Linked DNA regions of Homo sapiens: all the other regions are linked to region 2. The links are chromatin loops, found by intact Hi-C in ENCODE. Cell type or tissue: B cell. All regions are shown on one strand. Links, peaks and the distances in the headings refer to the core of each region. The heading gives the core; the rest is flanking DNA.

What was found. Hi-C counts contacts between places; a loop is a spot of excess contacts. Peaks named below come from ENCODE experiments on the same cell type or tissue, not always from the same donor. Only the 100,000 strongest peaks of a DNase experiment are listed, where the experiment ranks them.
Region 1: it touches region 2 in a loop (2.6-fold over the local background); 2 of 110 quality-filtered maps call a loop at or near these places.
Region 3: a loop joins it to region 2, with 3 times the contacts of the local background. A loop is called at or near these places in 7 of 110 quality-filtered maps.

What each region holds. Positions count from the first base shown.
Region 1 is chr13:28,097,583-28,102,582 of GRCh38, forward strand. It overlaps FLT3 (fms related receptor tyrosine kinase 3), which reads right to left and starts at 2,994. Exons shown (of 24, transcript NM_004119.3): 1 at 2,886-2,994. The coding sequence starts at 2,928. RefSeq lists silencers at 2,828-2,987, 3,108-3,167 and an enhancer at 3,278-3,407. In B cell, for the core only: no CTCF peak of the experiment used is centred there; DNase peaks (open chromatin) are centred at 2,149, 2,609 and 3,079; H3K4me3 peaks cover 1,774 bases; H3K27me3 peaks cover 3,475 bases.
Region 2 is chr13:28,042,239-28,050,471 of GRCh38, forward strand. It overlaps FLT3 (fms related receptor tyrosine kinase 3), which reads right to left. Exons shown (of 24, transcript NM_004119.3): 6 at 7,857-7,984; 7 at 7,397-7,536; 8 at 7,146-7,299; 9 at 6,037-6,205. Among named protein-coding and RNA genes, the nearest start is that of FLT3, 54 kb to the right of the region's middle. RefSeq lists an enhancer at 7,836-8,233. In B cell, for the core only: no CTCF peak of the experiment used is centred there; DNase peaks (open chromatin) are centred at 5,763, 6,613, 7,053 and 7,753; H3K4me3 peaks cover 2,139 bases; H3K27ac peaks cover 3,506 bases.
Region 3 is chr13:28,266,770-28,271,769 of GRCh38, forward strand. PAN3 (poly(A) specific ribonuclease subunit PAN3) reads left to right here. Exons shown (of 19, transcript NM_175854.8): 10 at 1-107; 11 at 326-442; 12 at 531-632; 13 at 3,932-4,097. Among named protein-coding and RNA genes, the nearest start is that of PAN3-AS1, 130 kb to the left of the region's middle. In B cell, for the core only: no CTCF peak of the experiment used is centred there; a DNase peak (open chromatin) is centred at 2,122; H3K27ac peaks cover 1,784 bases.

The DNA.
Region 1 (5,000 bases), core at 1-5,000, 52 kb after region 2:
TACCTAAAAAGAAATGAATATCCAATCTACACCTATATAATGGCAAAAATTAGAACTAGAGTTTCAGAGTCAGAGGGGACATTAATGTCAGGTCGGCAGGTCTGGGCTCACATCCAATCCAAACCAAGCTTTGCTGAGTGTCCCTTCCCTCCACTTTCTCCTGAATCATTCCCCCTTGGGCTAGGAGTTTCCAAGAAGGCAAATAAACTAAGATAAGCAACAAGAGCAAAGAATGGCAACTCAAATGTGCAGTTCAAGGCTTTGAATACGAATTTTTTTTAACACTAATGAAAAAGGTAGTATCATAGCTCTTAAAATATTGAAATACTTCTCTCTGTCCAGTATCAGCAGATAATGCAGAAAAGCCCATTGGGAACATGTTCCTCTCCTTCAAATGCCACTTAGAAAGCTTCATCATTATTCATAAATGATGAATAGAAGTCTGGGCATGGCCGGGTGTGGTGGCTCATACCTGTAATCCCAGCGCTTTGGGAGGCTGAGGTGGGTGGATCGCCTAAGGTCAGGAGTTCGAGACCAGCCTGGCCAACATGGTGAAACCTCGTCTCTACTAAAAATACAAAAATTAGCTGGGTGCGGTGGCACGCACCTGTAATCCCAGCTACTCAGGAGGCTGAGGCAGGAGAATCGCTTGAACCTGGGAGGCGGAGGTTGCAGTGAGCTGAGATCGCGCCACTACACTCCAGCCTGGGTGACAGAGCAAGACTCCGTCTCAAAAAAAAAAAAAAAAAAAAAAGTAGTGTTTACAATATAAGGGAAATTGGGATCCCATGTTCTAATTCAAAGAATTTAAGGCTATTAACCATTTTAAAGTTCTCATGTTTAAGCTTCTCACTTTATCCTTCTTTATTCAAGAAAATCCATAATACAAAGTATTGGCAAAGATGTGAGGAACTGGAACTGCCATACACTGCTAGTGGGAGTGGAAATTGGTGTAACCACTGTGGAAAACCGTTTGACGGTATCTACCAAACCTGAACATATCCCTTCCCTATGATCCAGGAATTCTACTTGTGGGCATAATCCTTTATACTGGTGTTTATGTCCACCATATATAAAACAATGTTCACAGCAGTGCTATGCATAATTACACAAAATTGGAACAACTTCCATGTGCTTCGTGAACATAATGGATAAAATAAATTATAAGATCTATTCATACCACGGAATGGTACCAGCAATTAAAAAAAAAAACACTGCTACAGAGAACAAGGTTGAATCTTATTATTATAATGTTGAGTAAAAGAAGGTGGACATAAAAGAGCACACGATGATGGTTTGGTTTACATGAAGTTCAAACATAGGCAAAAGCAATCCATGGCATCAGAAGTCAGAATAGTGGCTACCTGGGGAGGGGGTACTGACAGAGAGGGTGGAGCTAGAATTGCTCTATATCTCAGTCTGATCGTGGTTATTTGGGCACGTACATATGTGAAAACTAATGAAATTGTACTCTTAAGATGTGTGCATATTTACTGTGTGCCAATTATACTTCATTTAGAAATATCTGGAGAGAGAGACATAGAAATTTCTGAATTCTTTCCTAAATAGAAAAGAATTCCATGCAGCTTAAATATCGTTGCAAGTATTGATGCTTATACCTTTAGAAAGCCCATTATGCTTCTGAAAAATGCACTTACTACTTAATATCATACATAATAGAAAGCTAACATTTTGTATTAACGGAATCTGGAAAACATATTGTACTACACATTTGAAATTACAGATTTACTAACTAGTAAAGATAACTATTTAAGAACTAAAATGTCTTTGTTTTTCAACTCTTTTCCCCCGATTTCCATTTTTTACTTTTTATATTTCAGAATTATTTGTAACAAAAGCTATTGGATATAATTCCTGCACTTCTATATTGCAAGCATTTTCTCTATTTACCACAGAGACTTCAAGTCCTAGCATTTCAGAGCTGAAGGGGACTCGGACGGACTCCCTCACTGCACAGATGAGGACGCGGAGGCCGGGGGAGGTGAGTGTCAGTCCCAAGGTTGCAGACCTAGGACAGGGACCGGAGCTGCCGGGCACCCAGAACTCTGTCGCCTTCAACCCAAATTCGATTCAGTCCTCTCATCTTTCCAAATAGAAAGCTGACGCGAACCGATGGGAAGATTTTTTTTTTCAATAACAACTATGCTACCCAGCAGATTCTTTGGGGACAGTCCTCGGAGTCCTTGAAAACCCCTTTGGGGTTTATGCCAGGATAAGAAGAGACTAGAAGAAAGGGACAGCTAGTATTTTAATATGTAAATCTGTTTGCATAATATTTCCTAGGTAAACTATTCGTTGATCCAACCAAAATTCGGCGGGGCTGGGGGGTATCGTTATTGAGGATGACTCGCTCTAGGGGAGAACGCGGACGCATTTTCCCATCAGAGTTCCCTCCATAAATCAAAACCTCAAAAGAAGAGTTAAAGACGACACCCAGGTGTCTACAGTATCCAAGGGCCGGGCCAGGAGAGGTCCTTGGCCACCTGGCGCCGAGTTCGCGGCCGCAGACTCCCACGGACGGCCCAGCACCCGAGCGCGCGGGCCGAGCTGCCCCAGACCCGGCGCAGCGCCTCGGCGAGGCCGTCTGCGAAGTCCGGGCCGCCACTCGGGACCGCGGCCCGAGCCAGAGGAGAGACTTCGGAGAAGAGGGAAGAGGACGCGGGGTGGGAAACGCCGGGGCCGCAGGCAAGTAGTGGGCGAGTCCGGAGGGCGCGAAAGAGGGGAGGGGCGCGGGAGGCAATGGAAGGAGCGAGCGCGGGGAGGAGCGAGGCGGCTGGGCCGGAGGAGGCGCGCGCCCGGGTCCACACTGCGGGGTGGGGGCTGAGGGACCGCGAGGGGCTGCGAGCGAGCGAGCGGGGCCTTACCGAGCAGCGGCAGCTGGCCGCCGTCGCGCGCCAACGCCGGCATGGCCTCCGGAGCCCGGGGTCCCCAGGCCGCGCCGGCCCAGCCCTGCGATGCCGCCTGGAGCGGCGCGCCTCGCGCTGCAGGTGGCTCTCTTAAGGATGCGCGTCACCGACCGCAAATTCCCTCGGACTGGTGCAAAGTGGAAGGGGGGAGGAACCCTCTCCCCAGAGGCAGGGACCGAGGCGGGAGCGGAGAGGTTGGGCAGAGCCGAGCAGCCGGTGCCTGGCGCAGCGCTGCAGCCGAGCCCACGTGCCCGCCGCGGTCCGCAGCCTGTGCTCGGCGGCCCCCGGGGCTCCCCGACTGCGGCGGGGAAGATTGGGCGCGGTCCCGCCGGAGAAGTTGCACTGGCTCCGCGGCTCTGCCGCCTTGCTGCCCCTGTGAGTCCCCGAACTCTGTCGTTTGGATCCGGGGCGTGGGGACTGCAGGGAGCCACAAACCACCCTCCTAGTGCGCTGGGATCTTTGAGGCCCTGAGAAAGGCGCTGAATCCGCTCGGCACGCTGGCAACTCCCGCCAGCGCACAGGCGAGCATTCCATTAAGAACCATTCCATTCTTAATTGTGGACTGATTTCCTTTGTCTCTGCCTCCATCTCCTAGGATGCTCAGGACCCAGTCAGCGGCGGGATCAAGAAAAACAGGCAGGGTTTCAATGTCAACCAAGGCAATTAGGGAGGTTAACAAACAGCCTTCAAAACAAAACACACAGAAAATACATCCCAGAGGATGTTGCGAATCATCCGCTCAATAGTTCTTGTTCTTCATCGCATAATTTTTCGAGTTGAAAATTATTATTATTTTCTTTGCAATAAGTTGAGGATTGGAAAGCTCTGGATGCCAGTTCTGGTTCTTCCCTTACTTAACTAGCCGTTTGACCTCCACAAACCTCTGTTTACTCATCGTAAAGGAAAGGGATGGACCAAATGGTTCATAATGTCTCTCCCAATTCTAGGAATTCCACGCTCTTAATTATTTTAATTATTTTCTAATAAAGCATGAAAATTGACTGTTTACTCTTGGCCATACAGTTCTTTTCCTTAGATGTTGTCTACAGTACAATAATTCTTTCCCCTAGGGTATGGCAGAAACTTTAGAAGTGTCTACCATGGTGCAGCCACTATGGAAAACACTATAGAGGTTTCTCAAAAAATTAAAAAAAATACGGTCCAACAATTCCATTTCTGGCCATGTAGCCAAAAGAATTGAAAGCAGGGTCTTGAAGAGATGTCTGTACACCCGTGTTGAAAGCAGCATTATTCACAGTAGTCAAAAGGCAGAAGTAACCCATGTCCACAACAGATGAATGATAAACAAAAATGCAGTATATACATACGACTGAGTATTTTTCAGCTTTAAAGAGGAGGGAAATTCTGATACAGCTAAAATATGGATGAATCTTGACATTATGCTAAGTGAAATAAGCTAGTCCCAAAAAATACAATACTGTATCCCATTACAAATTCATAAAGACAGAAAGTTAAATGGTGGTTACCATGGGCTGGGGGCAGGGGGAAATGGGGAGCCAGTGTTTAATGGATACAGAGTTTCAGTTTTGCAAGATGAGCAGAGTTCTGGAGACTGGTTGCACAACAATGTGAATGTACTTAACGCTACTAAACTGTACACTTAAAAATGGCTAAGGCTGGGTGCGGTGGCTCATGCCTGTAATCCTAGCACTTTGGGAGGCCGAGGTGGGCAGATCACCTGAGGTCAGCAGTTCGAGACCAGCCTAGCCAACATGGTGAAACCCCATCTCTACAAAAATGCAACAATTAGCCAGGCGTAGTGGCGCATGCCTGTAATCCCAGCTACCTGGGAGGTTGAGGCAGGAGAATCACTGGAACCCGGGAGGCAGAGGCTGCAGTGAGCTGAGATCACACCACTGCACTCCAGCCTGGGTGACAGAGTGAGACTCTGTCTCAAAAACAAAAACAAAAACAAAAAGTTAAGATGGTAAATTTTATGTATGTGTATTTTACCTCAATTTTAAATTTTTTAAGTTTTTGTGTAGCTGCTGGGGGTTTAAAAATTTTTTTAAAGAGTGTTGTGTCTACCTTAGGTCAGAAACAGAAGTGAAG
Region 2 (8,233 bases), core at 3,234-8,233:
ATCAACAGGAGTTAGTTAAAATAAAAATTTCTGAAAAGTGGAATACTATGCAGCCATTACAGCAATAAGGTAGATATAACAACATACTTATTAATATAGAAAGATACTCATGATATATTTTAAGTGAAAAATCAGATTACAAATGGTACCTTATTTCATGTTTATACAAAGATCCATATTGTATGTTTCTATCATGGTGCTTACATAGAAAAAGTCTGCAATGTTATCTCTGGAGGTGGAATTATGTGTTTTTTTAAGGCAATTTCAGAAAAAGAAGGAATAAAGGGTGTTGGCTTTGCCTTCTGTGATTGGGCAAGTAATTTAGCCTCAATTTCCACATTTCATAAAATGGGATTATGAGAGTTAAATGAGGTAATACACCTATAGGATTTTGCACATGGTAAGAGCTCAAAGAAGGATCTTTTATTCTCACAGAATGGCTTCTTAAGATGTGGTTAATAACTTACAACTGAGTGGGGTCTTGGGAAGACCTGCAGCCAGGAATGTTGTCTCAAACTGCAGAAGTGAATGGGAACGGCATTTAGGTAGGAGCTGCTGGTATTTCTCTAGACTCAAACTTTTCCCTCATTTTCCCTCCTTTCTGTCTGTGCTCAAGGCTCAACTCCTTCAGAAAATAGGAAAAAAAAAAAAAACAACTCCTCTCCCAGGCTCCATAATCTTCTGCAATTGTGTGTCACTCATTGTATGTGACAGCCTGCTTTTCAGTTTGTGGTTCTTCTGAGCAGGACCCTGGCTCACCACCCAGAACCCAAACGACCACCACACAGCTGTTTACCCCGTAAGCACTCGGTTAGTGCCTACTGTGGGCAAAACTTAGATTCACAGAGTTGGAAAATTAAATATTTCAGGAAAAAGGAAAACATCAGGCTTAGGCAAGGCTAAGGAGAAGGTTTCAGAAGAGGTTACTAAGTAATTACAACAGTCCTATTCCTTTTTTTTTTTCCCATAAAAGTGGAAAAAGCTAAGGTAGATTTGGAATTTGTAATTAAGTCTGTAGAGATAGGAAATTATACAAACTAATGGGTGAAATATCCTGGAAACCTTTATCAGGACCAGGACACCAGGACGGCTAGAAAGTTATAATTTAATAAAACATAAAGGCAAGCCCTAGTAAACTTTGGCGTAATATTTGAGGAAGTAAATTGGAGAAATGAAGCCATGAAAGTGGGGAAGCCGAGAGATTTCTGGTGCACATACCATGACCACACCAAAGTTTTTTCAGGGGTAGTGTTATTACAGGGGCCTTTCAGTAACAGATTTTTAAAAAATTGTATCACTTTGCCTATAAAATCTTGATACATGACTAAAATACTGTACTTCACAAACCAAATTCGGTTCAATTAAATTGTTGAATCTAGGTGGTAGGTAAAGAATGCTCATGCACTATTATTTCAACTTATTAGTAAATTTGAAACTTTCTATAATAAAAAGTCAAAAGGAAAGACGGGTGCAGTGGCACACGCCAAGTTGCAGCTACTCAGGAGGCTGAGGCGGGAGGATCACTTGAGCCCAGGAGTTAGAATCCAACCTGGGCAATATAGCAAGACCCTGACTCTAAAAAGCAAAAAGAAGCCAGGAAAGGTGGTTCACGGCTGTAATCCCAGCACTTTGGGAGGGCAAGGCGGGCAGATCACGAGGTCAGGAGTTTGAGACCAGCCTGGCCAACATGGTGAAACCCCGTCTCTACTAAAAATACAAAAATTAGCCGAGTGTGGTGGTGCATGCCTGTAATCCCAGCTACTCGAGAGGCTGAGGCAGGAGAATCACTTACTCACCTCCACCGAGAGGAGAATCACTTAATCACCTCCGCCAGGAGGAGGAGGTTGCAGTAAGCCAAGATTGCGCCACTGCACTCTAGCCTGGGTGACAGAGCGAGACTCCGTCTCAAAAAAAAAAGCAAAAAGAAGGGCCAGGCGCGGTGGTTCATACCTGTAATCCCAGCACTTTGGCAGGCCGAGGTGGGCGTATCATTTGAGGTCAGGAGTTCGAGACCAGCCTGGCCAACATGGCAAAACCCCGTCTCTACTAAAAATACAAAAAAATAGCTGGGCAGGGTGGCACATGCCTGTAATCTCAGCTACTAGGGAGGCTGAGGCAGGAGAATCACTTGAACCCAGGAGACGGAGGTTGCAGTGAGCCAAGATCATGCCACTGCACTCCAGCCTGGGCGACAGAGTGAGACTCTGTCTCAAAAAAAAAAAAAAAGGCAAAAACAAAGAAAAGTGGAAATTACCCCTGACTATAATCTAGTCCTCCATCCCCATCTCAACATAGAGCCTCATGTGGAGAGAAAAAGACATTTAGAGCACTCAGAGGCGTGTTCAAATTTTGTGTTGTTCGTTTCTTGTTCAGTACTTTGAGCATGTTTTCTCATGAAGAAGGAGGGCCCATCTTTCCTTTGCTGTGTGTCGTCAGTGGCCCATAACACCTGGTACATTATCAGTACCAACAATGCACATCATTAGCACAAACACTGTAGCTCTTCAAGAACTTTCAAATAACAATAAACACTGAGTACTGGGTGTTGTGCTAAGAACCATGTGCATGGTCCTTGCAGTGAAGAGGATGCTGTCGACTCATCTTTGGCCCAGACTGCACTGTGAGTTGCATTCCAGATATGATGATGAATTCATTCATTTATTAAACACACTTACTGAACAAGGCATTGTACAAAGATAGAGAAATATGGCAGCATACCTATTCTTAGAGTTTATAAACTCCCTGGTGAGATGTGACATACATACTTATCTGTTGCCAGATAAGTAGGAATGAGTGAGGTACAAAACGCTATAGGAGTCAGGAGCTCACCTAATTCATTCATTTGGCTACCTCTATAGGATAACAATCTGGGGTCATGGGTATGGATTGTAGCCATGGAATGAAACTACATGAAGCAGCCCACTACATTGGCCCATGACCCATATGTCAGTGACATGGTCCCCAACTGGCGATTCTGTAAAATCTCAAAAGGTTATACCAGATATCACCAGCACAGTAGCAATCTGTGTACATTCTTGCGGGAGAGGGAAAGCAACATTACCTTATTCACTCTTGCAGCCCATCACAGCATCACACCCATCAAGAGGATATTAAAGTAATATTTGTTGAACTAAATTGAATCGACCCCTTCTCTCTTTGAATCAGGTTCAGAAGAGATTCCCATAATGCTAAGAGCTTATCTAACATGGGGATAGGATACAAAGGAGAGAGGGGACAGTGATATGCTGATTTCCTTCTGAACACAGGCCAAGTGGTAATCAAGTCAACTAGGGTAAAGAGGGGCTGACTCTCCAACCTTCTACATTTAAAAGCTTGATGGGCCAGGCGCGGTGGCTCACGCCTGTAATCCCAGCACTTTGGGAGGCTGAGGCGGTTGGATCACTTGAGGTCAGGAGTTCGAGAACAGCCTGGCCAACATGAAGAAACCCCGTCTCTATTAAAAATACAAAAAATTAGCTGGGCATGGTGGCATGCACCTATAATCCCAGCTACTTAGGAGGCTGAGGCAGGAGAATTGCTTGAACCCAGGAGCTTGCAGTGAGCCAAGATCGTGCCACTGCACTTCAGTCTGGGCAACAGAATAAGACTCTGTCTCAAAAAAAAAAAAAAAGCTTGATATTTCTGAATAACAGCTTACGATGACTGTGGGTTGATGCCTCTAAGGCAATGGTTCTCAAAAAAAAAAAAAAAAAAAATGCCAGGGGTTATTTTTCTCAATTTGGCAGTGTCTGGAGATATTTTTGGTCACACTGGGAAAAGGGAATGTGCTCCTGGCATCCAGTGGGAGGAGACCCGGGATGCTGAAAAGTATCCTACAGTGCACAGGACAGTCCTTCACAACAAAGAATTATCCAGCTCAACATGCCAGCAGCGCCACTGTTGACAAACCCTGAGTTTGGGGGAGTGTGTTTCAGTCAGCTCCCAGACCAGTCTGCATTCTTAATTACTTTAAAAATGAATGCTCTGAACATTGGGGGGTTTCAGTAAGAGACAGTAGACAACTCCATGCAAACCCTGCACTGAGATTCTAAAAGTCCCAACAAGGGACTTTTAGTACAAATCCCTTTTAGGTATAAAGAGTAACAATAATCATGAAACAAACACTTAGCGGAATCAAGGTGAAAAGAACTCCTACTCTTCATCTAGAACAGGGCTAGCCAATGAAACAGAATGTGAGTCACAACTTCAAGCCTTGTACATCATTTACAAATTCTGTTGGCTGTATAAAGTAAAAGGAAGCAGGTGAAATTAAGTTTAATAACATATTTCGCTGAATGCGATATATCCAAAATACTATCATTTTAATATATAATCAATGTAAAAATTGTTTTAATTTTATTATTATTTTTTCTTTTTGAGGCAGGTTCTTGCTCTGCATCCAGGCTGGAGTGCGGTGACGTGATCATGGCTACTGCAGCCTCGACCACCTGGGCTCAATCAATCCTCCAACCTCAGCCTCCCAAGTAGCTGGGACTAAAGGTGTACACCACCACACTCAACTCATTTTTGTATTTTCTGTAGAGATGGGATTTTGCCATGTTATCCAGGCTGGTCTCAAACTCCTAGGATCAAGCGATCCACCCGCCTTGGCTTCATAAAGTGCTGGGATGACAGGTGTGACCCACCGAGCCCGGCCAATATAAAAATTATTAATAATATATTTTACATTCTTTTTTTCATACTAAGTCTTCAAAATCTAGTGTGTATTTTACAATTAGAGTACATCTCAATTTGGACCAGACACACTTCAAGCTCTCAATAGCCACATGTGGCTGGTGGCTACCGTACCGGACAGCACAGATCTAGACCTGTGATAGGAATCACCAAAGGTTCTCATTAAAAAAGCAGAGTCTGAGCGTTTTGCCCCAGTTTTGAGTCAGCATGTCTGGAATGGGAGCCAGGAATCCACATTTTAAACATTTGCTCAGATGATTCTTACACAGTTGTTCAACAGACCACATGCTGAGAAAGGATGATTTATTCTAGTCCATTGACTTGTTTGAAAGATAACATGTGCGTCTCAGTGTCTCATAGCCTAGTCCAAAACCATGTTCCATAGCATTAGTTTAAAGAGACAAGAGATGTCATAACTATAGAAGATATAGGGGAAAGTTGTTTTTTGTTTTCCAAAGAAGGAATGGAGAATTCCTCCCACAAGAGAATCTTTCGGCTGGGTGCAGTGGCTCACGCCTGTAATCCCAGCACTTTGGGAGGCCCAGGTAGGGTGAATCTCCTGAGCTCAAGAGTCCGAGACCAGCCTGCGCAACATGGCAAAACCCTGTCTCTACCAAAAATACAAAAAATTAGTCAGGTGTGGTGGTGTGCACCTGTGGTACCAGCTACTTGGGAGGCTGAGGTGGGAGGATCACTTGAGCCTGGGAGGTGGAGGTTGCAGTGAGCCAATATTGCACCACTGCACTATAGCCTAGGTGACAGAGTGAGACCTCATCTCAAAAAAAAAAAAAAAAAGAAAAAGAAAAAGAAAAGAAAATTTGTTGTTCTTAAAAAAAAGAATCTTGCATAGTTTCTCATACAAATCCCGAGGAAAACAACATTTTCCTTCAGCACTTACTATTGGGCTATTTCTGCATGTATTTTTTGAAAATTTAAATCAATACACCTATGAGTAATGTTTTTCTGTTTTTAAGGAGTTTTACTTCCTCAATCATCTGCAAATGTTTTAGGGGAGACTCAGTGTCCTACACACCGCACTCTCAAACAGGAAGTAAAAACTACCTTGTGACTCAGAAAATGCCAGAGAACCAGACTCAAACTAGACCAGACTAATACGGTTCTTTCTGTTTTCATGCAGCAGGTTATATTATCTAAAGTAATGGTAAGACTGCTACTGTATCCTCACATCTGCTTATTGTTTTCTTATCTCCAATTTCAACTCAATAATAGTTAAACTCATAAGTGAATTTGCTTCCATAAGTATAAAACTGTCCTTCTCAAGGGCGACAAGCAAGGAGAATTATGCTAAAAATGGTATCTTAGAGTCCTTTGTGGTCTCACCTGTATCCGTTATCAAGACCCTTTTGCTCACAAGGAAATGATTTTCGAGAGAAGGTCCACGTACATCTGATTTGTGGGTAGGCTTTAAACCTGACAGAAAAACAAAACTCTTCATATTGGTCAATTTCATAATCTTCACTTGAATTGGTAGCATTTATAAATCCCTTTTCTGTAAGAAAAAATAGGCATTTATGAGTTAGTTAATAATATTCATAGGGAAACGTATTGAGAAGATAAAATAAACTTGTATTCATCAGTTTAACACAGGAAAACTCAAGTGTTGGCATGCTGCAGGTCAGGTTGGATAATCCAAGTGAAAACCCAGGAGTCCTATCCCTAGTTCTAAGCCTGAGCTCATCATCTTTCGAAGTTAAGAAATGTTTAAAAAAAGAAAGAAGGAAAGAAAAAGAATGGGATGTAGATAATTGACTGTCTGGCCCCTGCTCTCAGCCAGCACCACTCTTCCATTGATGAGAGAGAGTAAAATAAACTCAAGGCACAAATAAAAGAGCGATCTGGCTAGCAATATTCACGAGGTTGCCTTATGGAACACTTCCTTATTAATCTGCTAAGAGCATCGCTGTATTTCTCGGCATTTTCATTATGGCTGAACGCTGTGCCCTAATCTGAGATTATTGAACTGTGGTTATTTTCAGATCCTACATACCCCACCAAAATTTCAGTGCATCTAAGGGCTTGTACTGTCTCTCAGTGCTCACTGCCCTAACAGTGCGGTTAGTTGGTTCTTAGAACTAGTATTTATTGTCCATTTTGTGTCAGGCTCTGTGTCAGGTTCTGGAACTACAAGGATAGAATGAGTTGTTCTTGTCCTTAAGAAACTTACAGTCTACTGGAGGATAAAAGTACACAAACAGATGGTCATATTACAATGTGTTATATGCAAAGACAGTGGCATTCAAGCGAGCCTGGTTTAACGGGAAAAGGAAGAGGGTGGGCAGATTATCTTTGCAAAGCTATTCTAACTCAGTTTCTTTCTTAGTGTTTGATAGTAGCATTATATTGAAATCAGAATTTGTACCACATACTTCACATTCCACACTACAGCGACTAAAAATAGGAATAAAGATTGTGTGAGCAGCCTGCATTACCTACGATGGTAACCAAAGCTGATTGACTGGGATGCTTTGAAGAGGAACAAGTGTAGTATCCGGTGTCGTTTCTTGCCACTGATGATACAAAAGCAAACAGAATCCGTATCATAGTTCTGTTTGTTGAATAGGTACTCATCTCAAAGTAGTTGCCCTAGGTTTTAATAAAACAGAGTTTGCATTTAATGTTTTCAATCCAGACTATTAGTTAATTGTTCCTGCATTTTCAGAATACAAACTTGTCCTATTACCTCCTCGAGTGCTTTGTTTTCTAATTCCCAGGTGAGCCCGAATCCATGGTTCACATGAACAGCTTTGCACCTTATCCATAAGGGTTCCCCTACTTTAAGAAATAATTGTGGCAATGTGGTCTGAGGAGTTTGATTTAGATCTAGGAGATGAAAACATCCCAAGTGAGAAAAAAAAAGTGATTTTTGCCTCATCACAAAAGATATCCTGAACATTCTGAACAAAGACTTTAGCATCATCTCAAATATTACTAACCACATTAATAAAAGAAGCTTTTAGAGACTGACTCCTCTTTTATGAAGAAATCAGCATTTACAGAATCCATAATATTGCATTTACTGTGACCTGAAGGAATGATAGGATTTCTGAAGTTGAATGATCACCTACGCAGTTACTGTTAGTCCCTGATAGTTGCTAAGAACCGGTCACTGAAAATGAAAGTGCATGATATTATAGTGTTACCTATTGTGAACAGCCTGGTGCATTCCCTGCCCAGTTCATTTCTGGCACAGCACCTTATGTCCGTCCCAAATAATTCATGAAGCACTTTTTCCTCCTTTTTAACAACAGCTGGACTTTCTTCTTTACAGCTGCAATTAGAAAAGAAGTACCATTTGGCTAAACAAGTTTTAAAATTACAAATGAATGCTCAAGAGGAGAACAAAGTTCTAGAGCCAGTTTTAAGGGTCAAATGGTAAACAAAAGGTCAAAAGGTAAACAAGCCCATATCTATGGTTTCAGCTAAGAGCTCAGAGGGGAGCTAGCTAGTTACTCATTATCGCAATGAATTAGCATAACACTAAGGAGAATTACATAACAAAACAGTTTAAAATTGTTCA
Region 3 (5,000 bases), core at 1-5,000, 220 kb after region 2:
ACCTCCCAACCGGATACAGAAATCAAGTAATTTTGGATATATTACATCTTGCTACAAAGCTGTAAACAGCAAAGATGATCTGCCATATTGCCTTCGGAGGATACATGGTAAGGAAGATAAGTTATCTTCTTTTATAATCGTATCATTGAGGCTAAGATTATTCAAACCTTCTTGAATATATTATTTAATATATGAATTAAAAATTTTTATTTGGAAATTAGTACCTCATGAGCAATGTATAAATATGGCAATTTTTTTCCATTTCTGATGGAATATGAAGGAGACGTCAATTAGAGTTTACTGGAGTAGAAAAATTGTCTTCCAGGTTTTCGTCTTGTTAACACAAAGTGCATGGTGTTGGTCGACATGTGGAAGAAAATTCAACACTCAAATATCGTAACTTTGCGTGAAGTATTTACCACTAAAGCATTTGCTGAGCCCTGTGAGTAACTTGTAATTTGTCTTTCTGCTGGTGAGCTTCATTATTTGAAGCCAGCTTTCAGTAATGAGTGTTTGTGTTTTATTTTAAGCTCTTGTGTTTGCATATGATTTCCATGCTGGAGGAGAAACTATGATGAGCAGACACTTTAATGACCCTAATGCTGATGCCTACTTCACCAAGAGAAAGTGGGGTAAGAAAAAGATGCAGGCAAACTATATTTTGACTAATGCTTTTGCTCTGTGGAAGAGTAGTTTTCTATTTTAAAATACGTATAATTTTTCCCTGTAATCATTTAGTTTAAAGACTCTATTACATTTTGTACTAGTTGTTTTCATGTTCCTGATAAAGACATACCCGAGACTGGGCAATTTACAAAAGAGAGAGGTTTAATGAACTTACAGTTCCATGTGGCTTGGGAGGTCTCACAATCATGGCAGAAGGTGAAAGGCATGTCTCACATGGCGGCAGACAAGAGAAGTGAATGAGAGCCAAGTAAAAGGGGTTTCCCCCTGTAAAACTGTCAGATCTCATGAGACCTATTCACTACCACGAGAACAGTATGGGGGAAATTACCCCCATGATTCAGTTATCTCCCACCAGCTCCCTCCCACAACACTGTGGGAATTATGGGAGTTACAATTCAAAATGAGATTTGGGTGGGGACGCAGCCAAACCATATCACATTTTAAAAAGAAATATGTCAAAGAAATGGAGATGATGGTCAAGAAGTTAGGAAATAATGTCTTTTGCATATTTACTAAGATAAGATAGATTTTTGAAGACTCACATAGATATCAGATATTTAACTGGAAATGTGTTAAAATTGTTTTTCTCTTTAAAATGTTTTTCTTTTAAAAATATGATGCTTTCTTAATAAAGGTGACTTGGAAAATTCAATAGCTTAGAAATAGTCTCTCTGGCTTCCCTGCCTAAGTACAACCATTGTGAATCTTTTAGTACATTTCTTTTCAATCTTGCTTTGTTTTGTTTTTGTCTCCTTTTGCATTGTTTTTTGTTTTAACCTTTTATATCATATTACATCTTTTCTTTATTATAGGTATTTTCCCCATAGTTTTTATATTCTCTGAATATAATTTAATGATTCCTATTATGACTATATTGTTCTTTATGTAATTATTTCCCTAAACAAATGCTTTTGTTTGAAGGTTGGATTCCATGTTACTTAATCTAAGGTTTCAAAATAGAATTTTAAGTAACTTTTCCTTAAACATGAAATATTTTCTTCTTTGTCCCTTTCTAATATATACTTAAAGAATTGTTTTATCATTGAGATTTTGCAAACAACCAGAATACTTGAATTCTAACAAATGTGTGTTAAAGGGTAAATGATTTCAGAGAAAAGTAAATCCATTTTGAGATGTCTATTCATTAATTTATGTATTTAGGGAAGGTCTCAGTCTATGGGGGCAAGAAAGCAGCATCACGTTATTATGCTTTTTAATCTTAAGATTTTCTTGACTTGAAAATTAAAGAGGAGGGGAGAAAGATTTGAGTCCATATTCTAGTATCTTTCAGATTACAACTCCTTTCAAGACTCTAATTATAGACAAAAATATATTACTTCTGTTTACTTGTTACTTCTTTTTTTTTGCATCCTGACAGTTGAAAAAAGAAAGTTGTGGTTACATGGCTGTTTCACATTTAAAATCTGGTCATAGAATGTGGTCATTTTTTTCCTTTTGCTATGTCATCTGTAGACACATGCATAATTTTGTGGAAGGGGATGTGGTACAACTATTCTTATAGATGACTATAGTTGTTGCTCAAATTTATTTTGGTAGTAACACCTGTGAAATGACTGTTGGCTTTAATTTATAACTGTGTTTCTCAACTGCTTAAGTTTTTGTGGGGGCTGTCTTATGCATTTCAGAATGTTTATAGTGGCCTCTTCTGACTGAAGGGCCTGGCTTCTGCCTACTGAATGCCAGTAGCAATCCCCCTCTACCCCTATTGTAATGCCAGAAATATCTCCAGATGTTGCCAAATGCTGGAGTGGTTTCTTTTGAGAACCACTCTTTTATAGCATTCTTTTCCAGTAATTTTTTAATCATAATTATTCTGTTTTTGGTGTTCACTGATTAATATATTAATGTTTATATTTTCATAGGAAGTAGTCCTTTTTTCTAATAGTTTAAAATATTGTTTGAGTAGTCGTAACTTCCCTAACCATACCATACATGCATAAAAGCCTACCATTTTCTTACACTATGTAATTTATTATCTTAGCACAAGTGAAAAAAAAAAGCAAAGTATAAGAAATATATTGATTTAGAAAATGAGAAGAATAGCATACCATGTGGAGTTGATACGAGATTCAGAATGAGTCTATATCAGTAAAACAACTAGAACAGAGTCTGGCACACAGTAAGCACTATATGTTTGCTGCAAAAACTCTTGTTTCCTTATTACTACATTAATTAAATAGTTTCATTTAAACAGTTCATAGTCATTTTTCACATTGTCTTGGCATTTGTTACCGGTCCCATTTTTTTGAGCCTTCTTACACATATTTCCAGAGTATATTATCTTCTGTTCTGTCCAAATTGAGAGATAATTATTTTTAATTTTGTATGTGCTGCTTACCAGAAATTTTATTCCAAGCCATAAGTACATATTTGCTATTTATTATAAGTACATAATTAACCATTTAATTATGTTGCTTTTTATAACTGATTCACAAAAGGTTGTTTTACAACAATATGAATATAAGATCAGCAGGGTGTAGGGACTCATGCTTGCAATCTCAGCACTTAGGGAGGCTGAGGCAGGTAGATCATTTGAGCCCAGGAGTTGGAGATCAGCCTGGGCAATGTAGCAAAAGTGTCTCTACAAAGAAAAGAATATAAGGTCATATTCCTTGGAATAATTACAAAATCTTGATTAAATTTATATGTCTCCTTTTCTACTGATTTACAACATATTAACAATGACCTAGAAAATATTATCAAAAACCACTTAATGAGTTGATAGAATCCACCTTTGTGGTAGAGGGGCCTGAGTGATATAAGGAAAACAAACATTCAACATAAGTGATGGTAGAGACTTTTATTTCCATCAAGCCACACAATGAACAGCTCTCACATGCCTAAACAATAATACAGGGTAGGATTAGCCAGCCACATTTTAAGTAGAAAAACCTCTACGGTTTCTGTTTTTATATTTATTTGGTTAACAATTACATATAAATTCTTACTTTAAGTAATTTTTATTCAATAATTAAGTGGTTACAGAAAAGAGCATTTCAGTGAGAGCCCTATTGCTGGTATCAATATAAAAGGCATAATCTCGGACAGGAATCTTTGGGCAATAGACTAAACTTAAATTACACACATACATACACACACATATATAAATTGACATGTTGTGCCATGAGTGTACATGAATTGTCTTTGCTAATTTTGATGTTAATGCTTTAGTCTTTTAGTTGATTACTTAAGATGTCATTTTTTGGATTTCTTTGCTGTATAGGTCAGCACGAGGGACCATTGCCCAGGCAGCATGCTGGATTATTGCCAGAATCTCTTATTTGGGCATATATTGTCCAACTAAGTTCTGCATTGCGTACCATTCATACAGCAGGTTTGGCATGTCGAGTTATGGATCCAACAAAGATTCTGATAACTGGCAAAACAAGGTACTAGCATTTTGAGTTTTGGTTTCTTTTATTGAGCGTCTTACCTTTGACAGCTTAGTAAACAAAACATGATTGTTTTAATTCTGCCTTTTCATATATTCCATCCAGAAGAACTTCTGTAACTTTGAATTCATTTGTAAGCTTTTTAAAGAAAAAAAAAAAGTTGAACTCTGAATAAAATGCCTGGTTATTAACCAAAAATCTTGGGAAAGGTTAGGGAAGTATATGTGGTTAGGGTTAGGGGAATATAAAAATAATATCAATACAACTTTTCTATGTAGCACCATGGTTCACAAATTCTAGCATGAATCAGAATCACCTGGAGGACTTACAAAACACAGCTTGCTGGGCCCTACCCCCAGAGATTTTCATTCATAAGTCTGCATTGGGGCCTAAGTATTTGCATATTTAACAAGTTTCTAGGTGTTGCCATTGCTGCTGTTGAGTCACATGCTTTGAGAACAACTGGTACAGTTATCAGTCTTGTCTTCACCTGAGTTTTGAGTTGCTGTAATTTTGTGATTGTCTTGGGCTGCATAACATAAAGAGCTGAAGATCTGGTACCAAGTTATTTAAGTTCATATCCTGGCTTTGATAGTTTACTGTCGATATGCCGTTGAACAAGTTACTTCTTCAAATTGTGTTTTGACAACCTTATTAGACAAGTGTACTACTAACTCCATTCTGCTTATTTATGAGGTACCCCTCATAAAGTTATTGAGGGATTTGAATGAGTCATGTAAAATGCTTAGAACAGTGTCTGGTACATCTTTTGCAAGTGTTAGAAAGCTAACTAGTTCTCTTTTATGAATGACTAATAAACAGCTTGGAATGGTGAAAAGGACACTGACCTGTTAGTCAAGAGATGTGAGTTATAGTTCTGGCTTTCTCAGTTTCTGACTT